Linked DNA regions of Mus musculus: region 1 is linked to region 2. A link is a loop called in an ENCODE intact Hi-C map of the cell type or tissue named here. Cell type or tissue: heart. All regions are shown on one strand. Each heading gives the region's core, and the rest is flanking DNA. Links, peaks and the distances in the headings are about the cores only. Region 1 overlaps Utrn (utrophin). Region 2 has its middle 100 kb from the start of Gm23680.

Region 1 (11,955 bases), core at 1,975-9,974, 350 kb before region 2:
GTGATTGAGGAAGACATCTGAGGTCAGCCTTCACAGTCCAAGGGCACCCACATATACACACGTGCACATATGGACCCCAGCCAACACAAAGAAATGGTAGAAAAGAAAGAAAAACAAATACCAGAGAAAATGTCTGTTGGCTTGCTCATTTCTTATGCATTGCACACTGTTCTTGTGACTTGGTGATGAGTGTGTCCAGGCAAGTATCAAAGTTAAAGGTGCTCTTTCCCGTCACTCTCTCGACCCTCAGAATGACTGTTAATGTGAATTGCTAAAATATTTCGAGAAAGTCCTCATTTCAGGAGGCTGCAGTGGGCATTCAGTGTGTGTAAACGCTAAACCATATTAGTTTTGTGATTTAAACAACTATAAATTTGATCTACACATGCTTGCAGATATTTAATTTATAGTGGTGTTAATTTCAATGCTGTTTAGACTGTGCCCCCCAGTAAGCAGTAACTTGTGGGAAGGAAGGAAGGTTCCACATGAACCCTGCTAATATCTGGCCTGAGCAGCACACAGGCCCATTGGAGAGTCTAGTGGTGTTTTCTCACACATTTTCTCTTAGGATATATTCTTACCAGAGCTCCAGCTCCTCTCCATTTTTAATGAATATTCAAGCTATGGGAAAAATAAATTTAAATAGAAATGGTGGGAATCTTTTAAATAAAAATAACTAAGCTGGGGATTACTTGTCTTATGGCAAACATTGACAGCCCAAGGAGGCTGTTGGCTAATGGATGGAGAGAAAATGTGTACGGTAATTGCTTCTCAAAAATAATCTGATGTTGCTAACATAGTCTGTTTGGGCTCATACGAAGGCAGGCCTTTGCTAACAGCTGAGTCAGATATCTGTTTATCTGAAGACAAACGTGGAATGTGTCCAGGATGCCTCACAGTATGGTGATCTCTGTGGCTTCCACCTTCTGCTCTTCTAGATTGGATACTCTTAGTTTATAGCCCTCCCATTGTTTGACTAAAACAAAAAAATTAATCCAATGACTTTGTTTCTGGCACTGTATAGATAGATGGTTGTTAGATATGTAGTGGCACTGGCTGAGCATTTCTGAGATAAAGGAATTTAAATTTTCCCATGGGTTTGTAGTTTATTTCTCGTTTGTGTGCATGATTTCAAATGGAAACGTGTTCAGAAATGGAAAGGTATGTGAGGAAATCAGAAAAGACCTGAAATCATGAAATAAATTTACTGGTGTTGAGCTGCTGCTGGTGGTGGTGAGCCAGCCATCTGAGATTTCTGTGTAAGGTGTGGTGTTTACTTCATTGTACTCTTGTTGCATGATCAGGAGATGGATGGATCTATTCTGATAGCCATTATCTATCTATTTATCTATCTATTTATCCATCTGTCATCTATCTATCTATTCATCCATCTGTCATCTATCTATCTATGCATCCATCTATTATCTATCTATCCATCTATCACCTATCTATCTATACATCCATCTATCATCTATCTATCTATCCATCCATCATCCATCAATGCATCCATCTATTCATTCATCAATGCATCCATTCATCTATCATCTATCTATCTATCTATCTATCCGTCCATCTGTATCTATTTGTCCTGAGATGACATGTTCACTGTTTGTATTTGATTAGCATTTTGTGCCAACCAGATATAAAGCCCCACAGAGGTATTTCATGGAGATACAGTTTATACCGTGTTCAGTTTAAAGATGATTCTGAATATATTTTAATAAAGAAGGGCTTGGAAGCACAATGGTGGTTGAAGCCTTTCTGGACCATTTCTTTTATGGACATTTGGTCATTTGGACTCTTGTATTTATGTTTTGGTTTTTCTTCTAGGCAGAGGACTTTCAGTAAGAGAAAATTTGATTTTGATGACTTGCTGGAGAGAGATGCTCCTTGAGAGCTGAACTGTACATGGCAGGGTGGTGGTGGTGGTGGTGGTGGTGTGTACCTGGCAGTATAATGTATATTTAATCTGCTGCTGGTGGGAGATGTCATAAAGGGGATTAGGCCAGAGAGTGAGGTATTATAGCCTCCAAGTTACAGGAATCTAGCTGACGACTCTGTGAGGAATGGATTTGTCCTCAGTGACAGAGACAGTAAGGGTACCTGCTAGGTTCATTTGTGCTAGATGTGATAGTAGCTAGAAGTACAGCCCTGCAGGAGTTGAAGGCCTTGGGAGGAGGTGAACATGAGATGTGTGTGGTAATCCAATGTAGTTGGTATCATAGGAGAAGAAGGTAACAGGAGAGACTTGTTTGGACTTGAAGGGATGGCACGTTCTTCTATTTTGATTAAAGCAGAATAAAGTGTTAAGAGTAGCCTCCCGTAGAAGGTGCCAAATTTGGCTCTTTTATTTTAAGAAGAAACTGTTGTTGATTTAAAAACTCAATTTATTAATTGACGCATTTGTCTTAATTTTCATTGCCACAGTCTAGGGCATTCATTATTTTAATTACATTTAGTTGTAAGCTCTATTTATTGCAGTATCAACTACTGAGAAGTGTTAGTTCTTTTCCGGATAAGCTTCGGAGTCCCTATGGCCTTTGCGGAGTGGATGTGAGAATGTGCTGGATTTGATCCGAAAGTCTTTGTCTTTCACAGTCTTCCGCTTGTCCTGCCCTGTGCTTGCTGCTAGCTACGTGTTCTACTTCTATTGTAGGAGACAGAAGATCGTTCAGTTCTACCACTGCACCCAACTTGTGGGGTGAACCCCCGTTTCACTTGCTGGCTCTGGAACAGGAATTATACAAGTTAAGCATCCCCAACTTAAAAAAAAAAAAAGCAAAAACCAAAAAACCAAAAAGCTGAAACCAAGATACTCTAAACTCTGTAAGTTGTTAAATGCTAACATGATGTCCTACATGTTCTATACCGTGACAGTTTCTTCCATGCATAGAATCACTAATAATGCTATAAAAACCATCCTCAGGGTTGTGCTTAAGGTCTGTGTGAAACACAATTGACTTATCTGTAGGCTTGGGTCCCACCCCTGGAATACCTCAGTGTATTTATGCAACTATTTTATTCCATGATGGGGAAAAAAACAAAAACTAAAAAACCAAAAAACCAAAAAAAACCAAAACCAAAACAAAACCAAAAAAAAACCCCAAAAAACAAAAAACAAACAACAAACAAAAACAACCAAATCCTGAAGCTTCAAGCACTCCTGGGCTCAAGCCTTTCATGTGAACGATGCTCAACTTGTAAGTTCATATTTTTTATATCTAGTCATCTATCTGTTATTTACATACTGCCCTGTCTATGTACATTCTATAATTCAGTTTTTTGTACACTCAAAGATGTACAGCCATAGCTGCGGTCGACATAGAACAAACACGCACCCCCCAGAAGTCCACTTCCCTTTAGGATCAGTTCCCGTTCTCAACCCTTCAGACCCTGACCTTGTTTTATCACTAACTAATCTGTATTCCTATCTAACTAAGAACAAGCACTTTCCATTATGTTAATGGAATGTCTCTGGCTTTGGCAGCCTCACCAGGAGGAGGCAGTATAGGTTCTCAATAAGGAGCTGATGGCAAATTATACATACACAGGCTGAAGTTTGATGAACCAGCTCTATTTGACCCAATCTAAGACCTTAAATCACACGAGTGTGAAGGACTGAGGAGACAGAGGAAGCAAAAAGAAGTTCCTGAAAATGTCATTTTCCTGACCATAGCATCACAGAGAGGTGAATGAGCAGTGTTCCCTGGGCAATTAGGATAGGCCGGACCTTGATAATGAGAAACATATGGGCTTAGTTTCAGGCTGTGCCCTTTTGCCCAGCCACTTAATCATCCTGGGATACTCTGGTCCTCTAAGATATTGTGCCCAAATTGGTTATCATAGTGCAAAACGTCTCTCAGACATGTATGTATACATGCACATAATACACACACACACACACACACACACACACACACACACACACACACACACACCCTTCATATGATGTACAATTGTTCTCTTGGATTTCCTATATGTGAAATTAAAACAGCTTCAGGACAAACAGAAAGATTACGAAGATGCTGTCTAAGAGGGAGATGGAGGGTGATGCTCTACAGTCATTTGCAGGCTTCTTGTTATTAACTTGGCTGTTTACTTAAGGGGTCCTATTTGATTTCTGGCCTGATTTGCTCCTGTGCAGGGACCTGGAAGCCTATCTTTTGGCTCTGCCTTTGGAGCCGAGGTAAACCTTCATCCCTCCGTAAATATGTTCAGTTTTGTTTTGGATGATGCAATGCCCAGACTGGCTTAAGGTGATTTATTAGCACAGAGTGGGCTTCAGTCTGTCCTTCCAGACAAATCCCTTAGTGCTCCTCAGTGTTTCTACTCATTCCACAAGCACAGCGGGAGCCGCGTTCCACTGGGAGTGCTCGCATCTCTCTGTAAAGCCTCATGTTCCCTGCCACCCGGTCTCCTCATGTAAACTCAGCTACCAGGCATGCACCGTGGCCGTGATGGGGTTCACTCTCTGTCCCCAGGGGAAGTCGCCTTTGTATCTTTAGCTTTAGTGCTTCACTTAATATCCTCTCGTCTCCGGAGCGCTCTCCTTCCCTGCAGCCAGCAGTGCTTGGCCACGCTGCAACTTGCTTCATTTCTGGCCACGCCAGGCTGAGCAGGTCCTGGCTGTGAGCATCTGCTGGGGGCTGTCTGGGTGGCGTTCTTCAGTGTTTTTGTCAAATCAAGAAGTTGATGGACTCCCAGCCTCCTTTTCTCTAGAACCTTAAACCCCCCTTTATCTTTCAAATGCATGTCTGGAAACGAGCATGCTCAGAGAACTGGCAAATCATTGTCCAGTGACCGGGAGGAAATGATCGCTGCTCTTCATTTATAATGCAAATTCTGAGGACTCTTCAGAAGTGTGGTAAACTTAAAATGATGGCGGTGGTGAGAACGTCTCTGCAGAAAGTTGTGGTTTTGTTACATCGTTTACAAAGGATGGCAGTTTCCTCTCCGCGGTACCAGAAGCTCTGCAAGGTAACTGATTGGAAATAGGGAGTGGGTGTCTGAAGAATCCACTGTTGCCTGGCTAGGAAATACTCATCTTTCAGGCTCCTCTGAAGGAAAGGAAAAACTCCCTTTCCAGGCAACTGATTGCAAAAGCTGTTAAAAGAAATCGCTCCATTAAAATTTATTTAAGCCTATGAGACAAGTACTATTTTAGTACATATTTTATTTTACCATCTATAACCTAGTCTTCTGAGATGGGTTGTTTGGAGAAAATATGACAAACTATTTTCATTAAGACCTGTTACCTCTGGGGTACTTTACAATATCTTAATATTTAATGACACATTAATACAATGTTAAGCTCCAGCAAAATCAAGCAGAGAGCTCAGAATGCTCTTTCAACAGATTGCTTACCGTGCTCTTCTTTTTATAGCTGATATTTTCCAATTAAGAAAAGTAATGCCCATTTTAAAAACAAGCTTAGCCCCATTGTAAACATTTCTTATATTCTTGTGTGTCCACATGTCCTAGTTAAAGTTGAAGAACACAATTTTCTGTGGCCAGGTGGGTTAAGTAGTGTTTTAGGATATAACTTGTTTGACAGTTATACATTTTGAATGCAATGTCAGTTATTCTAAACACAAGCCGTCCCACGTCCTCCTGTGTTGTTTTGGGTTAGTATTTGTTATTGCCCATGGTCTTATCTTATTTAGTGTTCGTACTGTCTCCTTATTTTTATAAAAACAAGATGATATGATGCAAAAGGAAGATTATAGCAGCAGCAAATCAAATTTTATGTTATTACAATTTTCTCCCTGTACAATTCTTAGTATGCTTCTAAAGAAGGAATCTTACTGTTCTTTAAAAGATCAACTGATCAGTAATTGGGAAAACTGCCTCTTATCTCATTATTTTTCTGAAGATGTTAAATTTGATGTGTTGAAGCACCTAGGCTCTGCCTATAAAGCAATGGGTCTAGGCTGGGAAGCTGGATTCTGTTAATTTGATTTTTTTTTTTAATCACAGTGTTGTGCTTTACAGTTTGTCTAATTTAATATATGTCTGTCCAGAAACTTACTTTTTAAAATATAATCTTAGGAAATCGATTGATATAGTGAGACGTGCTTTAAAGAGATGCTATATTTTCATTTGTGTTAAGTTAATTAAAGCTTGATCCAACTTATTAATCCAGTCGGAAAAGTACAGAACTAACTGTTGGATATGTTGAGATTTCATCTGCTTAAAGAATCCGTGTGTTTTTGTAAGATGTTTACATTTTCACAAAAAGCCAATTTTGATAATGGAGAAGAAAAATGCATTCACTAAATAAGTATTAGTATTTTACTTTTTAAGTATTGGTATAGATACATGAATCATTAATATATGTTACTTTTTTAAAGCTAAGGATATAAATGTATGAAGCATTAAAAAAAAGCTGGGTTATTATTTTTCTCATCTATTCCCATAAGCACTTTCACAAAAGCAGAGGGGTTTTGAGCTGTAAGGCCATTGGGTGCGTTGACTTCCACACATAAAGCAAAGTTAAGGTGCTGGAGAAAGCTACTAAGTAGTCTTATGATAAGACCCTGAATAAGCACACATCATGTTACTGGAGTCATGGGGAAGTTCACTTCCAACAGGAGTATTCTTTGGGAAGATTTATTGAGATTTGTAATTTCTCAAAGATGCCTTAGAATTTAAATCTTCGGCACGGGCATTACTTTTTGGGAACCTGAGGTTGTCTTATTTGCAATTGAAATTTACCCTTTATATATTCTCTACCCTATGTGAAATTAGCTACTGCTCAGACAGGGAGGGGGGGGGCACACACTTCCAGTACTTTCCAGTAGGTGTCAGTGTCAGGCAGTGATATATGAGGTTTGGGGACTCCAGACAGGGAAGTGGCGTGATGCTGTTGTTGACTATGAATAAATGAACTGGTAGCAGGTATCTTTTATTTATCTTATTGTATGTGGGAAATGGATCCTAATGCATATCATTGTGGATAAAATTATAGGTACAGACTTAAATGTCAGTTGTCCTTCTCTGTTAATGGCATGGTATCTATATCTACTGAGCCTACTTGTTACCAGTGCTGTCACTGTGCTGCAAGTTTGACCAGCTGTACTGTTTATCTGCTTAGCGAGACACTGAATTCTCTTTATTTAAATTGCAAATGTTGTTACAGCTATTTCCCCCTATATCCCTTACATTCTCTAAATTTAGTCTTTTAGAAAGGAAATGTTAAATACTTCAGTGTTTTGCCATAAAAAATACAGAAAGTCTATATTTCAAGTACATTTAAAGACGAGAGAGAGAGAGAGAGAAAGAGAGAGAGAGAGAGAGAGAGAGAGAGAGAGAGAGAAGAGAAGAGTCTATTTTGCGTTCATCTTGGCATTTTGAAAACTGGTGTCTGAATATTTGTACCCTCTTCATCTTTCACATCTTTCTTTTGTCTGTTGTATGGGTATCAGTCATTTATAAGTAAGTGAAAAACGACTGGAAAATTGTGCACAGTATTCTTATTTTGAGTTTTATTTATTTGTATGTATTTCCCCCTGCCTATTTCTCATAGGGAAAGGGACAGGGATGGGCAGAACTTGGGGAAACTGTGGCTCTGAGTAACCCCCCTCCAACTGTACATGGTGTTGTATTTTTTGCTTTTAAAGGTGTTTCTTTCTGGTTATACAATCCCTAAAATTTGGGCAGGAAACAGAAACACATTGGCTGCTGACTTGAGAAGCAGCAGCATTGAAATTGCCCTGATGACCTCGAGCCACCCCACGCTAGATGCTAATTTCTCCTGATTTGGCTTAGATCACTTAGCTTCTTTAAAATATTAATGACTCTAGAGGATAATTTTTCCTCTATTAGAGCACAGTGGACACAAAGCTGGATGTAAGTGACTTTTAAGATTGCTACTGACTTTAACTTGTTTGCATTTTGTGATTATCTTGGCCTGTTTTCAGTCTTTGAATTGAAACCTGATTGAGGTTATGTTGAGTTAGAGAGGAATTTTATAATCCCACCCCCACCCCCACCCCCTCAGGGACATTTTTAATGGCATATTTAATAATTGACGTGGTAAAAAGTAGATTCTTACAAGGTAGATTAGTGGGTGAGTCATAGAACATTGAAAAATAATTAGTATTATAAATTGAGTCCTTCATGACTTCAGCATTTTTATTGATTTAGCTAATTATTTTGATTTAGTTTTATGATTTTTTTGTGCTGCCAGCATATGTATGTAAAACAGTTTCGCTGAAATAATTTTGTGCCCAAACATTTTGTCATGTGTCCTATGAGTTAAAATATTTTAAGCATCCTGGTGTATATTATTAATTCAAGGTTGTGCACAGGTGCCATGAAGAAGGAAACAGCTGTTCAAGAATCATAGAGTGTTGATTTGTTCGTGTGGTCAATATTGTCTTCTTACTGCCCAGACTGATTCGCCCCTTCATTCTGTGCATTTTTCTCCCACCATTGGCTTATTAGTAGGGGACAATGACGGCTTGGAAAGCCAGGGATGACAAGTGATGTTTAAACAAAATCAGTTTCTCCTCCCTGACGTCTGTATATATGTTTGTGTGTGAGAACCACATAGACCCTGTGTGGGTACTTTTATAAAGGGTAACTCTATAACTGAACATATCCCAATCACTCAGTGTTTGACATGACTTTTAAGTTCACATGCTGCCTGGCATCTGTATGTTAATATGAGGTTCATATAAGGTCAAGCATATGTGCTGGACAGTGGTGGCACATGCCTTTAATCCTAGCACTTGGAAGGCAGAGACAGGCTGATTTCTGAGTTCGAGGCCAGCTTGGTCTACAGAGTGAGTTCCAGGACAGCCAGGACTACATGAAGAAACCCTGTCTCGAAAAAACAAAAAAATAAACCAAAACAAAACAAAAAAGGTTGAACATATGTGTTTTGGGGGAAAAAAATAGAACACGTGAGTGGTGCATTTTAAAATAAGCCTTACAGGTTTTACTTTCAGGTGGGGTGTGTTGCTCTCCTTGGATAACTAAACCCTGAAGTGTTTCAGAGCATGAAACAAGCTTGACTTGGCCACAGTCTGAATGTTAAGACAGAGGTATTTTAAGACCATCTGTCAGGCTCCCTTGGTTTCTCTCAGTAACCAAACCGTACACATATTTCTTGAGCCACAGTAAATGGACGTCCTAGCCTGAGGTCCCCTTGATCATGAGTCAGTTCTTGCTTTCATGAGAAGCCAGTGGGTTGGGTAGTTCAGAAGGTGTATGGAGGTGGAGATGCCGTGGAGCAAAATGGCGGATGCGGAGGGATTCACATTTATTCTCCCCTTTCCTTGGTGCTGTTTGTGGTGTCTCATCAGAGATGTGTGAACTCCCAGAACGAGTACTTTCTTAATGCTCTGTCTTCTGCAGTTCCTGCTGAGGTCCAGATTACTGACTCAAAACAGGAGACCTTCCTCCCTGCCTGTGACTGTCACAGGAGTTTTGTTTTGTGGCTTCCCAAAGGGGCAGCAGCTTAGCTGATCTGTGACCTCCCTTTTTACCATAATTCCTCATATCAACGCGAATGTCAAAATTATCTTTTATTACTTAAGTAGTAACATATCGTTAATCAGAAAACCCATGTTACCAATGACTTCACTTATGATTTAATGCAGTGCTTTTTACATGATTAAAAAATAGCCGGGCGTGGTGGTGGCGGACGCCTTTAATCCCAGCACTTGGGAGGCAGAGGCAGGCGGATTTCTGAGTTCGAGGCCAGCCTGGTCTACAGAGTGAGTTCCAGGACAGCCAGGAAAATACAGAGAAATCCTGTCTCGAAAAACACCCCCACCCCCAAATGCCGGTCACAAAGTTAAGTGGTTCTTTAAGAACAAAAAACGTTAGTTGGAACTCTGCGTGACTGACGCGGATACAGTAGGGAGTAAACAGAAAGTTCTTTCTGAGAAGAGAGCTGGCATAGCACTCTAGATTCAGAAAATGCTATTTTGTCATCGTGACTAAAAGCTTGATGACTTGTGTTTCCTCTGGGGTGCAGTTTATTAAGTATCAAATGGAAATTTCCAGCCTGTATGTATGGATCTGAAAGCTATAGGCACGAACCGCTTTCTCTTGGTTCTCGGCAGAGCCCTGCTGGCCTTTCAAAGGGAAGTTAGTTGTTTATATTTAGCTCTGGAAATTAAGCAATTAGCAGGGATAGGAGAATATAGACAATGTCACACCATTGTCGTTTTCTCACTTGCTCGAAGTTTGTTCATCTCAGGCAAGGTAAATGAGTCCAAGTAATTGAAGTTGGAAAGGATGTGGAGTGTGGGAGAGGATTGCTTTTCATTTTTCTTTTTCTAGTTTGTTCAGGTCTGTGAAGTTCTGAAAGACTGATTTGTAACAAAGCTCAGTCACAGAAGCGGACAGTGCTTTTTAATGCTTAATAAATAATTGGCCGCTGTGACAGCATGGCCTGATAAAGCCGGAACGGAATCCCTCTAGAATGGAAAGTGAAGTAGTTGGGTCAGGCCTGGTGGTACAGGTTCTGTACTCTCAGCTAACTGGGAAGCTGAGGCTGGAAGATTGTTCCAGGCCTGGGTGGTTTGTAGAGTGAACTGAAGGTCAGGTTGTATAACTTAGTGACTCTCTGTCTTGTATTGAAATGTTAAAGTATCAAAGCTTTGTGTATTGTGCCAGGTGAACATTTGCCTAACATATGTAAGGCCCTAAGGGCAATTCCCTGCAGTTGCTGGAAGGTGTTGGTTTTCAGGGTGGGTGCCTCCTTCTCCCTGCTCTTCCTCCTTCTCTTCTCCCTCTTCTTCCTCCTTCTCTTCCTCCTCCTCCTAATACATATTTGTGCATGTTTATTATAGAATTGGTAGACAGTTTCTGTGTATAGACACCATGACCTTGACAACTCTTATTAAAAAAACAAAACAAGACAAAACATTTAATTGCGCTGGCTTACAGTATAGAGGTTCAGTCCCTTACCATCATGGTGGGAAGCATGGCAGAGTGCAGGCAGACATGGAGCTGAGGGTTCTATATCTGGATCCTCAAACAGCAGTTGGAGACTGTGTCACACCAGCCACATTTGACCTTATGCTACCTCAAAGCCTGCCCTCACAGTGACACACTTTCTCCAACAAGGCCACACCTCCTCCAAGGAGGCCACAGCTCCTAATACTGTCACTTCCTATGGGCCAAGCACTTATATACATTTGTGTATGGGCTCCATACCTGTTCAACACCACATTCACAAAAGTGACCATCTCTTTTGAGACAGGATCTTTTATTGGCCTGACCTCACCAAGCTGTCCAGACTGGGGTGGATTCTCCCTGTTTAGACTTCCCTAGCTCTGGGATTACAAAGACAGTGCACACACACCACCATACCCAACAAACATTTTTCTGTGGTTTCTGAGAATCAAGCTCAAGTCAAGCACTTTATCCAGTGAGCCACCTTCTCAGGCCATATTTATGGTGTCTGTATTTTTTCCTACTGTAAAAGGACTAGGAAAACAAAAACTGTTGACATAGAAAACCACAGCACAATAAAAATTAACAGGAAAGCAACAACCCTAGACTCCATGGGAAAGCGTCTAATGAAACACGGACAGAGACGCCTAATGAATAGGATTGTAAACGTTCTATGTGTTTTTAAGATAGTGTTAATATATATTTTTATATGTTTTATCTATCATCTATCCATTTATATATCTTCTATTTATCTATCTATCTAATTTATATATCATCTATCTACATATCTTTCATCTATCTATCTATCTATCTATCTATCTATCTATCTATCTATCTATCTTCCTACCTATCATCTGTCTGGGAAAGAAAATTGTCACCAGTTCTATGTAACATCTGGAGAAACAAGCTCTTTTAACTCCACAGTGAAGGCACAGAGTAGGCGATGCTTGGCCAGTACATGATTTAACTGGCACTGTTGACAGGTTTTCTGATTCCAGATTCAGTGTCTCTCTGCATTTCATTTCAGGTGGTCACAGTGGTTAT
Region 2 (11,955 bases), core at 1,529-9,528:
TAGATCTTTGAAAGTCTGATAGAACTCTGCACTAAACCCATCTGGTCCTGGGCTATTTTTGGTTGGGAGACTATTAATGACTGTTCTATTTCTTTAGGGAATATGGGACTGTTTATATCATTATGATGATCCTGATTTAACTTTGTTACCTGGTAACTGTCTAGAAATTTGTCCATTTCATCCAAGTTTTACAGTTTTGTTGAGTATAGCCTTTTGTAGAAGGATCTGATGGTGTTTTGGATTTCTTCAGGATCTGTTGTTATGTCTCCCTTTTCATTTCTGATTTTGTTAATTAGGATGCTGTCCCTGTGCCTTCTAGCTAGTCTGGCTAAGGGTTTATCTATTCTGTTGATTTTCTCAAAGAACCAGCTCCTCGTTTGGTTAATTCTTTGAATAGTTCTTCTTGTTTCCACTTGGTTGATTTCCCCCATGCGTTTGATTATTTCCTGCCATCTACTCCTCTTGGGTGAATTTGCTTCCTTTAGTTTTAGAGCTTTTAGGTGTGTTGTCAAGCTGCTAGTGTGTGCTCTCTCTAGTTTCTTTTTGGAGTCACTCAGAGCTATGAGTTTTAATCTTAGAAATGCTTTCATTATGTCCCATAAGTTTGGGTATGTTGTGGCTTCATTTTCATTAAACCCTAAAAATTCTTCAATTTCTTTCTTTATCCTTTCTTTACCAAGGTATCATTGAGAAGAGTGTTGTTCAGTTTCCACATGAATGTTGGGTTTCTATTATTTACGTTGTTATTGAAGATCAGCCTTAGTCCATGGTGATCTGATAGGATTCATGGGAGGATTTCAATATTTTTGTATCTGTTAAGGCCTGTTTGTGACCAATTATATGGTCAATTTTGGAGGAGGTAGAATGAGGTGCTGAGAAGAAGGTATATCCTTTTGTTTTAGGATAAAATGTTCTGTAGATATCTGTTAAGTCCATTTATTTCATCACTTCTGTTAGTTTCACTGTGTCCCTGTTTAGTTTTTGTTTCCACGATCTGTCCATTGATGAAAGTGTGGTGTTGAAGTCACCTACTATTATTGTGTGAGGTGCAATGTGTGCTTTGAGCTTTACTAAAGTCTCTTTAATGAATGTGGCTGCCCTTGCATAGATATTCAGAATTGAGCGTTCCTCTTGGAAGGTTTTACCTTTGATGAGTATGAAGGGCCCCTCTTTGTCTTTTTTGATAACTTTGAGTTGGAAGTCGATTTTATTTGATATTAGAATGGCTACTCCAGCTTGTTTCTTCAGACCATTTGCTTGGAAAATTGTTTTCCAGCCTTTCACTCTGAGGTAGTGTCTGACTTTTTCCCTGAGATGGGTTTCCTGTAAACAGGAAAATTTTGGGTCCTGTTTGTGTAGCCAATCTGTTAGTCTATGTCTTCTTATTGTGGAATTGAGTCCATTGATATTAAGAGATATTAAGGAAAAGTAATTGTTGCTTCCTAATATTTTTATTGTTTCAGTTGGCATTCTGTTCTTGTGGCTCTCTTCTTTTAGGGTTGTTGAAGGATTACTTTCTTGCTTTTTCTAGGGCGTAGTTTCTGTCTTTGTATTTTTTTTTTGTTGTTGTTATTATCTTTTGAAGGGCTGGATTCATGGAAAGATATTGTGTGAATTTAGCTTTGTCATGGAATACTTTGGTTTCTCCTTCTATGGTAATTGAGAGTTTAGTTGGGTATAGTAGACTGGGCTGGGATTTGTGTTCTCTTAGGGTCTGTATAACATCTGTCCAGGATCTTCTTGCTTTCATAGTCTGGTGAGAAGTCTGGAGTAATTCTAATAGGCCTGCCTTTTATGTTACTTGACATTTTTCCCTTGCTGCTTTTAATATTTTGTCTTTATTTAGTGTATTTGTTTTTCTGATTATTATGTGTCAGGAGGCATTTCTTTTCTCATCCAGTCTATTTGGAGTTCTGTAGACTTCTTGTATGTTCATGGGCATCTCTTTTTTTAGGTTTGGAACGTTTTCTTTTATAATTTTTTGAAGATATTTGCTGGCCCTTTAAGCTGAAAATCTTAATTCTCATCAACTCCTATTATCCTTAGGTTTGGTCTTCTCATTGTGTCCTGGATTTTCTGGATGTTTTGAGTTAGGATCTTTTTGCATTTTGCATTTTCTTTGATTGTTGTGTCCTTGTTCTCTATGGAATCTTCTTCACCTGAGATTCTCTCTTCCATCTCTTCTATTCTGTTTCTGATGCTTGTATCTGTGGTTCCTGATTTCTTTCCTAGGGTTTCTATCTCCAGATTTGTCTCCCTTTGGGATTTCTTTATTGTTTCTAGTTCCGTTTTTATATCCTGCCTGGTTTTGTTCAATTCTATCTCCTGTTTGGAAATGTTTTCCTGTAACTCTCTAAGACATTTTTGTGTTTCCTTTTTAAAGACTTCTAGCTATTTGCCTGTGTTTTCCTGTATTTCCTTCTTAGGATCCTCCATCATCATCTTAAGAAGTTACTTTAGATCCATGTCTTGCTTTTCTGGTGTGATAGTGTATTCAGGACTTGTTATGGTGGGAGAGTTTGGTTCTGATGATGCCAAATAACCTTGGTTTCTGTTGCTTCTGTTCTTAAGCTTGCCTCCTGCCATCTGATTATCTCAAGTATTTGCTGTCCTCAAAATATCTGATTGGAGCCTCTCCTTACTATAATCCCAGTTGATTCAGGACTCCTCAGAGTCCAGCTTTCTCTGTGATCCTTTGCTGTGGGCTCCTGTGAACCTGAAATTCTGAGTGTGTCAGAGTTCTTGGCAGTCAAGTTCCTCTGAGACACTGAAATACTGGTGTGACCAAGCTCCTTTCATCCTGTGATCCTGTTGTCAATGATCCTGGGAGTGCCTGGAAGTGGTGTCTCCTTTGAGGAGCGTGGAGCTGTCTGGTCATTGGTCCTAAGATCTCATGGAGAGTCCTCTAGGGACCTTGGGGATGTCTGCCAGCTCCGCACACAAGGTGACCAGGTACTGGCACCAACTGGAAGGGACTTGTGACCCTGGTCAGGCTGGTTTTCTGCTTCCCTAATGCTGTCTCAGGTCCCAAGAGTGGTTGGATTAGAACAGAAGTTGTGTTTCACTCACCAGAGGTCCTAAGAAGCATGGAGAGTCCTCTAGGGACCTTGGGGGTGTCCTCTGACTCTGCACCCAAGGTGACCTGGTGCTGGTGCCGACCAGAAGGGATTTGTCAGGTTTGTGTTCTTAATAAATGATCCAGTGTGTGGTATTTTTCTGGAACTCTTTTGAACTTGTTATTTGAAAATATATTCATATGCTGTAAGGTTTGTCTGGACTTTGGGTTTGATTTGATCACAAGACTATAACTCACCACAGGATTAATGTCTTACAAAAGAAAAGACCCTGGGACCATTTTGTCTTTCTATAATGGATAGAGATGTATTGCTTAGTGCAGTACTAAAAATATGTTTTATGATAGGCTTCTCAAAAAACTTTTACACACATATTCATCCATATATTCATTATATCCTGGTGTACTCAATACATACTATACAACCCATGAAGCAAGAAAATAGGTAATATTCTTTGTAATAAAGTCTGTATTGCTCCTTGATATTCACATATTTATAATGTTTGCTTGGGCATTTATTTTAGTTTACAGATCTTTTGCTCCTATATTATGGTCTCTGATCTTGTGTTTTTATGGGATTTCTGTGTGCAAATTGTGCATGTCTACACCTGTATGTGTTTCTTGGTTTTTTTTTTTTTTTGGTTCCTTTTCCCCATGTTTGTTTGTTTGTCCTATTTTGGTTTGTTTGTTTTTATTTAATATTTCATTTTATTTTTAGATGCCTGCTTGTTTTCTAATGAGAAAGAGATATCAATGTTTTTTGTTTTTGTTTTTTGTTTTTTGATAGGATTTCCCTGTAGCTCTGGCTGTCCTGGAACTCACTATGTAGACCAGGCTGGCCTTGAACTCAGAAATCTGCCTGCCTCTGCCTCCCAAGTGCTGGGATTAAAGGTGCGCACTACCATGACTGGCTGAGATATCAAGGTTGTGGATTTGGATCACAGCTGGTACATATCTGGGAGAAGTTGAGGGAAGGAAAACTACAATCAGAATATATTGTAAGGAAAAAATTATTTTAAATATTTATTCCATTCATTTTCTATTTAAAAAATAATTCTGGTCAGCCCCAGCACGGGGTCACCTTGGGCGTGGTGTCCCCAGAGCATTCTCCATGGGATCTTAGGACCTCTGGTGAGTGGAACACAACTTCTGCCAGGAGGCAGGTTCGAACACCAGATATCTGGGCACCTTCCCTGCAAGAGGAGAGCTTGCCTGCAGAGAGTGCTCTAACCACTGAAACTCAGGAGAGAGCTAGTCTCCCAGGTTTGCTGATAGAGGCTAACAGAATCACGAGAGGATCAAGTTCTAACCAGAGACAACTATAACAACTGACTCCAGAGATTACCAGATGGCGAGAGGCAAATGTAAGAATCTTACTAACAGAAGCCAAGACCACTCACCATCATCAGAACGCAGCACTCCCACCTCACCCAGTCCTGGGCACCCCAACACACCTGAAAAGCTAGACCCGGATTTAAAACCATATCTCATGATGATGGTAGAGGACATCTAGAAGGACTTTAATAACTCACTTAAAGAAATACAGGAGAACACTGCTAAAGAGTTACAAGTCCTTAAAGAAAAATACAAAAACACAACCAAACAGGTAGAAGTCCTTAAAGAAAAACAGGAAAACACATCCAAACAGGTGATGGAAATGAACAAAACCATACTAGACCTAAAAAGGGAAGTAGACACAATAAAGAAACCCAAAGTGAGGCAACGCTGGAGATAGAAACCCTAGGAAAGAAATCTGGAACCATAGATGCAAGCATCAGCAACAGAATACAAGAGATGGAAGAGAGAATCTCAGGTGAAGAAGATTCCATAGAGAACATGGACACAACAATCAAAGAAAATGCAAAATGCAAAAAGATCCTAACTGAAAACATCCAGAAAATCCAGGACATAATGAGAAGACCAAACCTACGGACAGTAGGAGTAGATGAGAATGAAGATTTTCAACGTAAAGGGCCAGCAAATATCTTCAGCAAAATAATAGAAGAAAACTTCCCAAACTTAAAGAAAGAGGTGCCCATGAACATACAAGAAGCCTACAGAACTCCAAAGAGACTGGACTAGAAAAGAAATTCCTCCTGACACATAATAATTAGAACATCATATGCACTAAATAAAGATAGAATATTAAAAGCAGTAAAGCAAAAAGGTCAAGTAACATATCAGAATTACACCAGACTTTTCAACAGAGACTATGAAAGCCAGAAGATCCTGTATAGATGTTATACAGACACTAAGAGAACACAAATGCCAGCCGAGGCTACTATATCCAGCCAAATTTTCAGTTAACATAGATGGAGAAACCAAAGTATTTTATGACAAAACCAAATTCACACATTATCTTTCCACAAATCCAGCCCTTCAAAGGATAATAACAGAAAAAAACCAATACAAGGACGGAAACCATGGATAAATATAGTAAAAATGGCTATCTTGCCAAAAGTAATCTACAGATTCAATGCGATCCCCATCAAAATTCCAACTCAATTCTTCAACGAGTTAGAAAGAGTAATCTGCAAATTCATCTGGAATAACAAAAAACCTAGAATAGCCAAAACTCTTCTCAAGGATAAAAGAAGCTCTGGTGGAATCACCATGCCTGACCTAAAGCTGTACTACAGAACAATTGTGATAAAAACTCCATGGTACTGGTATAGCAACAGACAAGTAGACCAATGGTATAGAATTGAAGACCCAGAAAGAACCCACACACCTATGGCCACCTGATCTTTGACAAGGGAGCTAACACCATCTAGTGGAAAAAAGACAGCTTTTTCAACAAATGGTGCTGGCACAACTAGCGGTTAACATGTAGAAAAATGTGAATTGATCCATTCCTATCTCCTTGGACTAAGGTCAAATCTAAGTGGATCAAGGAACTCCAAATAAAACCAGAGACACTGAAACTTGTAGAGGAGAAAGTGGGGAAAATTCTCAAAGATATAGGCACAAGGGAAAAATTCCTGCATAGAACAGCAATGGCTTGTGCTGTAAGATTGAGAATTGACAAATGGGACCTCATAAAATTGCAAAGCTTCTGTAAGGCAAAGGACACCGTCAATAAGATAAAAAGGCCACCAACAGACTGGAAAAGGATCTTTACCTATCCTAAATCAGATAGGGGCCTAGTATCCAATATATATAAAGAACTGAATAAGGTGGACTCCAGAAAATCAGATAACCACATTAAAAAATGGGGCTCAGAGATAAACAAAGAGTTCTCACGTAAGGAATACGGAATGGCTGAGAAGCACCTGATCAAATGTTCAGCATCCTTAATCATCAGGGAAATGCAAATAAAAACAGCCCTGAGTTTCCACCTCACACCAGTCAGAATGGCTAAGATGACAAATTCAGGTGACAGCAGATGCTGACGAGGATGTGGAAAAGAGAAACACTCCTCCATTGCTGGTGGGATTGCAAGCTTGTACAACCACTCTGGAAATCAATCTGGCCGTTCCTCAGAAAATTGGACATAGTACTACCAGAGAATCCCACAATACCTCTCCTGGGCATATATCTAGAAGATGTTCCAACCGGTAAGAAAGACACATGCTCCACTATGTTCATAGCAGCCTTATTTATAATAGCCAGAAGCTGGAAAGAACCCAGATGCCCCTCAACAGAGGAATGGATACAGAAAATGTGGTACATTTACACAATGGAGTACAACTCAGCTATTAAAAACAATGAATTTATGAAATTCCTAGGCAAATGGATGGACCTGGAGGGTATCATCCTGAGTGAGGTAACCCAATCATAAAAGAACTCACATGAAATGTACTCACTGATAAGTGGATATTAACCCAGAATCTTAGAATACCCAAGATACAAGATACAAAGCACATGAAACTCAAGAAGAATGAAGACCCCAGTGTGGACACTTTGCCCCTTCTTAGAATTGGGAACAAAACACCCATGGAAGGAGTTACAGAGACAAAGTTTGGAGCTGAGACAAAATGATGGACCATCTAGAGACTACCATATCCGGGGATCCATCCCATAATCAGCCACCAAAGGCAGACACCATTGCATACACTAGCAAGATTTTGCTGAAAGGACCCTGATATAGCTGTCTCTTGTGAGACTATGCTGGGGCCTAGCAAACACAGAAGTGGATGCTCACAGTCAGCTATTGGATGGATCACAGGGCCCCCAATATAGGAGCTAGAGAAAGTATCCAAGGAGCTAAAGGGATCTGCAACCCTATAGGTGGAACAACAATACGAACTAACTAGTACCCCCTGGAGCTCATGTCTTAGCTGTATATGTATCAGAAGATGGCCTAGCCAGCCATGAGTAGAAAAGAGGCCCATTGGTCTTGCAAACTTTATATTCCTCAGTACAGGGGAACACCGAGGCCAAGAAGTGGGAGTGAGTGGGTAGGGGAGTGGGGGGGGGGTGTGGGGGACTATTGGGATAGCATTGGAAATGTAAATGAGAAAAATACCTAATTAAAAAAATAAAAAAAATAGTTCTGTATTACCAATTGATTTTCACAGACCTCTATGACTGATTTTTTTGATGTCTTTGTTCTTATATAGACAGCCTATGTGTAAAATTGGTGAATCAATATTGGCTCTATATGATAAGTTCTTAATATTTACATTTACATTAATGAATAAGAATGAAATGAAATGAAGCAATGGATGTGTGTACTTGATGCCCACTATGCTCTAATGAGTTTAGCAGCCCCTAGCACCAACTACTAAGAGAATGACTCTCAATTTTGAGTGCTATTCATATTTTATTGGCAACAGACACACTTAAATTGAGTCTATATTATTACTATCCCATACATCACTTTCTTATGTTTAGATTACCCAAAGAAATGAATAAGTCAATCTCTTGACAGCTACCAGAATCAATTTAAAGCTATTGACATGCCACCAATTGCCAAGCAGTGAAAGAGTGTAAAAGAGCAAACCATCATGTGTTATCACTATTGCAGTGGTACAAGAGTCACAAGAAACCCCACAGGTACAAGTAACAGGAAAAATGCAGTAAGAGAAGAAGGCTGTGAAAAGTTTTGAGTCATTTGTCATTCCTGTATTTAGTAACTCATCTCATGGTAAGTTTACATGACTTAATTTTACAAAATGCTTTTATTTCACAAAGTTCCTGAAAAGCCAAAAATCAGTTAGGTCTTGTTATCCAGTGTAAGTGGACTTCAGCTCCCCCATTGCCGCAGAACCTCTGGGCGCCTTTGTCTGCATGGAATGGGTCTCTGGTCACAGGTGTGCAAGGAGTTGGAGGAAATGAATAACAGACAGACGCAACACGAGAGGTTGTGTAGAATCTGAATGTAATTTGTCAAATTGAGCATCAAATTTTTTATACAGAAGAAAGTAGGGAAGTTAGGTGACACATCGGCAAGGTACAAATGAGGTTACCGGATGCTTAATGACTCTTACACAAAACAGAGGAATGTAAACACAAAGACTGGCAGGAACTAGGCAATAAAATAACTGAGACAAAGTCAGCCCTATCTAAGGTCAGCTATAGTCTTAGAAGCCAGGTGTGAGGTCTTTACACTCCTAGGGCAAGGACTTTCACACCCAAGTCATGGTTCTACTTAGGGAGTTCCATTCTTGCTAACCATCTCATGAATAATTCAATACTCTAAAACCACAGCCCGATCTACTTTCCAAACCATTGTAAATTCCTGTATATGGTAGCAACTTGGCTTTTATTCTAAGTGATAGTGTAATACCAAAGGCAATTCTGAATGTCACTGAATAGGCAACATTCTTACTGAATTCCAAGCCCATGGTCAGCTTATGGACTTTCTAGGACGTTGAACACTGATGAAGGCTTAGCTATGTCAGAATTCAATTTTAAAAGGCACTTATAATAAGATAATACTAAAAGAGAGCATGTGGATCCATACACCAGACTAACTTGGGAATAGAGTATGAGTATATGGGTTAATGAGAACACCAAAACTCCAGGAGATGAGCTTCCCTGAAACTCTTTGCCTCGAGAGCGCTTCCAGGCCTCTCGGCCTACCAAGCAGACTTCACCGGAGTATGCGTGGCACCCCGTGGCCACATCTTGTAAATAGTGACACATCCTAATGAGGAGAAATTAGAGCTGAAATGGCCACAGGAATCAGCCTGTCCAAAATGGCGGCTGCAGAGTGAGGGATCAGATGTGTTGTAGTTTGAGGAGGAGACTGTACTGTAGAGTGGGTTCTGGTCTGTGTCCTAGGCTCCTTTGGTGTGAGCTGCTGAAGCCATTTTAAACAAATGTAGGTCCACACGGGGGGAATTTGACAGTGAGTGGCAATAGTGTGGACTATTAAATACCAGGTCATCTTTGGTTACCATACCATACTTGTAGTATATGTTCTTGAAAGGGAAGCAGAAGGAAACTAGGAAGAAAGGCAGTGACTTTAGGATGTTGCATCTTATATGTAAAGACTCTAAGACCCTAAGGCAATTTTAGAGCTTTGGGGATGTGTAGGCCATCCCTTAGAGAAAGATGTTTTTCTTCTTTTCCATGTATTTAGAAGCAAATTGACTGAAGGTGAGCATGGAAAAGACACAGTTTTAGGCCAGAAATAATTCTTCAGAGTTGTGCTTATGCAGAGAGAGTGAAAAGTTGAAATCATCTCCATCTGGGACTGGAATTATAATCACTAAAAACAGCTAACTGTTATGGATTTATTGCATATTTATCATATGCTAAGCATTTGACTTGCATAATTTCACCTAAGCTTTACAACCACCTTAGGAAATATATCCTTTCCCATCACTTTTCAGACAGGGAAGCACATAAGCTGAGAGACACAAGACACAGAACCGCAGGTAGAAAGGGGACACAGCTGGTTTTGTAGAAATCACCAACCTTTAGATCCGGAGTAGTCAGTGTATATTTTGCCTTGGCTTCCCGTTTCTTGGGACCATGAACAAGGCTATATATTTACTGGTTAGATGATAGTAAAAACCAAGAACATGGGGAGAATGAGTCTTAGTTCTCTTCACTATTTACATATAATACATACACCTCACACTCTTTCAATTGATTCTACTACCATTTAAAAACTGGGTCAAGTCAGGTATGGTGGGGCATGCCTGTAATTCTAGCAATCAGAAGGCTGCTCTAAAGGCTTGCCATGTGTATGAGGCTAGCTTCTATTATGCAGTAAGTTTAAGGATAACCTGGGCTACATGATGATGCCCTGTTTCACAACATCAGCAACATAAAGTCCAAAAGCCCAGGCAGCATTATCACTGTTGTGGAGTGAATGTTTGTGTCCTTTCTGATGTGATGACATCCTAGTGCCAACTCCCCCATCCCCTTACCTCCACCCCAGCTTTGGAGATAGCTAAGTAACATTGGATTTTATCTTGAAGATTGGACTTTATAGTAAAATTATTACCCTTATAAAAGAGACCCGAGATCTCTGCTCTACACCATGTGAGCATGGAAGAAGTCATGGAACCCTCTGAGAATCAATGTCTCACTGGACAATTGTGCTGCTTTGATCCTGAACTTTCCCACCTACAGAGCCATGGGAAGAACATCTCTGTTTTTAAGTCATCCAGCATATGGCAGTTTGTTATAGGAGCATGAGCAGAGGTGACGATCACTGACAGCAACAACAGAGTAAAGCGAATAATAAAAGCGTCCTCAGAGTCCAGGAACTCAGACACCAAGAGTGAAGACCAGTAATTCAGTACATCCTCCTGAATCCACTTATTTATTTACCTTTGTAGAACACAGTTTATCTATAAACTTACTGAGAGAAATAGAGGAAGCTAATTATAATGTGGGTAGTATAAATTATTGTTGCAATAGCTTGCTATCTTTAGGTTGATAGGGTTCATAACACCAACAAAAATACAGAAAATATTGAACCCAAATCATCAGTTATGAACAACATAAGGCCATCCTTTTCAAGATAGTTGTGGCTGGATGGAGAGTTTGTCTTTCCATTATCCTCTCTCACTACTAGGAGAACGTTTCCTAGTGGTTGCATGGTCTGCTGAGCCCTTACTCCCTGTGCAGTGATGGACCTCCACAGTCCCTACTTCACCTTCAGCCCTGGAATGGTTAGCCCCAAATTCAGCTCTAGCGGGAAGAATGAAGGGAAACAGAGCACTCTTACTAATATCATACAATGTGTCTTTAAAGCACAGCTTCAGGATCCCGGTCTCTTGTTCTTCTAGGAAGTGGGGCCCACACCCTGCCTTGTGTATCTGATTGAATTAGCAACACTTGACTGATGGCTCACAGGACAAGGGGGTGGTTTCTTCTGCTTGTCTTCGAGGAACTGTCCTTATAAGCCATCCCATTCAGAACTCAGACACAAGCCACATGTAGGTGATGTCTCCTAGTTTAGTTAGCCAGTCTTCAATTCACCCAGTCGAGGCAGTGACTGAAGATGACATCTTAGAAGAAATTCGTTCTGTCCTGGCTCTTCCATTTCTCAACTGAGCCCATCCTTGTGGCCAAGAACCCAGACTCTGTAGAACATTCAAAACCTGTCCTTGCTATTTGCTATCCCAAGTCCCAGTCTACAAAATCTGCAAACATAATAAAATGCACAAAGTTTTATGTTAGTAAATTTTAATGGTTTGTTTCCACACTACGATAACTGGAGCATAAGCCAACCAGTATTTGTGCAAACATGAATGCCAGCGTAAATCTGGCATATGCAGAAACCAGACATTGCTGCTCTGTGCACTCAGAGGTAAGGTTTTCTTGGGGCTTTTGGTGGAGACTGCATAGCATTGTGAATTATAGTTTCTAGAACTCATTTTGGGGAGACTTCTGCACCTTATTACTCTATGTGTTGTTGGCTCTGGTTGTTTGGGGAACAGAATGTTCTAGGGCCCTATTTCTATTTTGTTTTCACC

Evidence for each region. Hi-C counts contacts between places; a loop is a spot of excess contacts. Peaks named below come from ENCODE experiments on the same cell type or tissue, not always from the same donor. Only the 100,000 strongest peaks of a DNase experiment are listed, where the experiment ranks them.
Region 1: it touches region 2 in a loop (7-fold over the local background); 4 of 42 quality-filtered maps call a loop at or near these places.

What each region holds. Positions count from the first base shown.
Region 1 is chr10:12,607,513-12,619,467 of GRCm38, reverse strand. The region is part of intron 50 of Utrn (utrophin); the gene reads left to right. Among named protein-coding and RNA genes, the nearest start is that of Gm25139, 240 kb to the right of the region's middle. In heart, for the core only: CTCF peaks have their summits at 3,499 (motif pointing right) and 6,815 (motif pointing right); no DNase peak of the experiment used is centred there; H3K4me3 peaks cover 974 bases; H3K27ac peaks cover 477 bases.
Region 2 is chr10:12,254,382-12,266,336 of GRCm38, reverse strand. No RefSeq gene overlaps it. Among named protein-coding and RNA genes, the nearest start is that of Gm23680, 100 kb to the left of the region's middle. In heart, for the core only: a CTCF peak has its summit at 5,853 (motif pointing left); no DNase peak of the experiment used is centred there.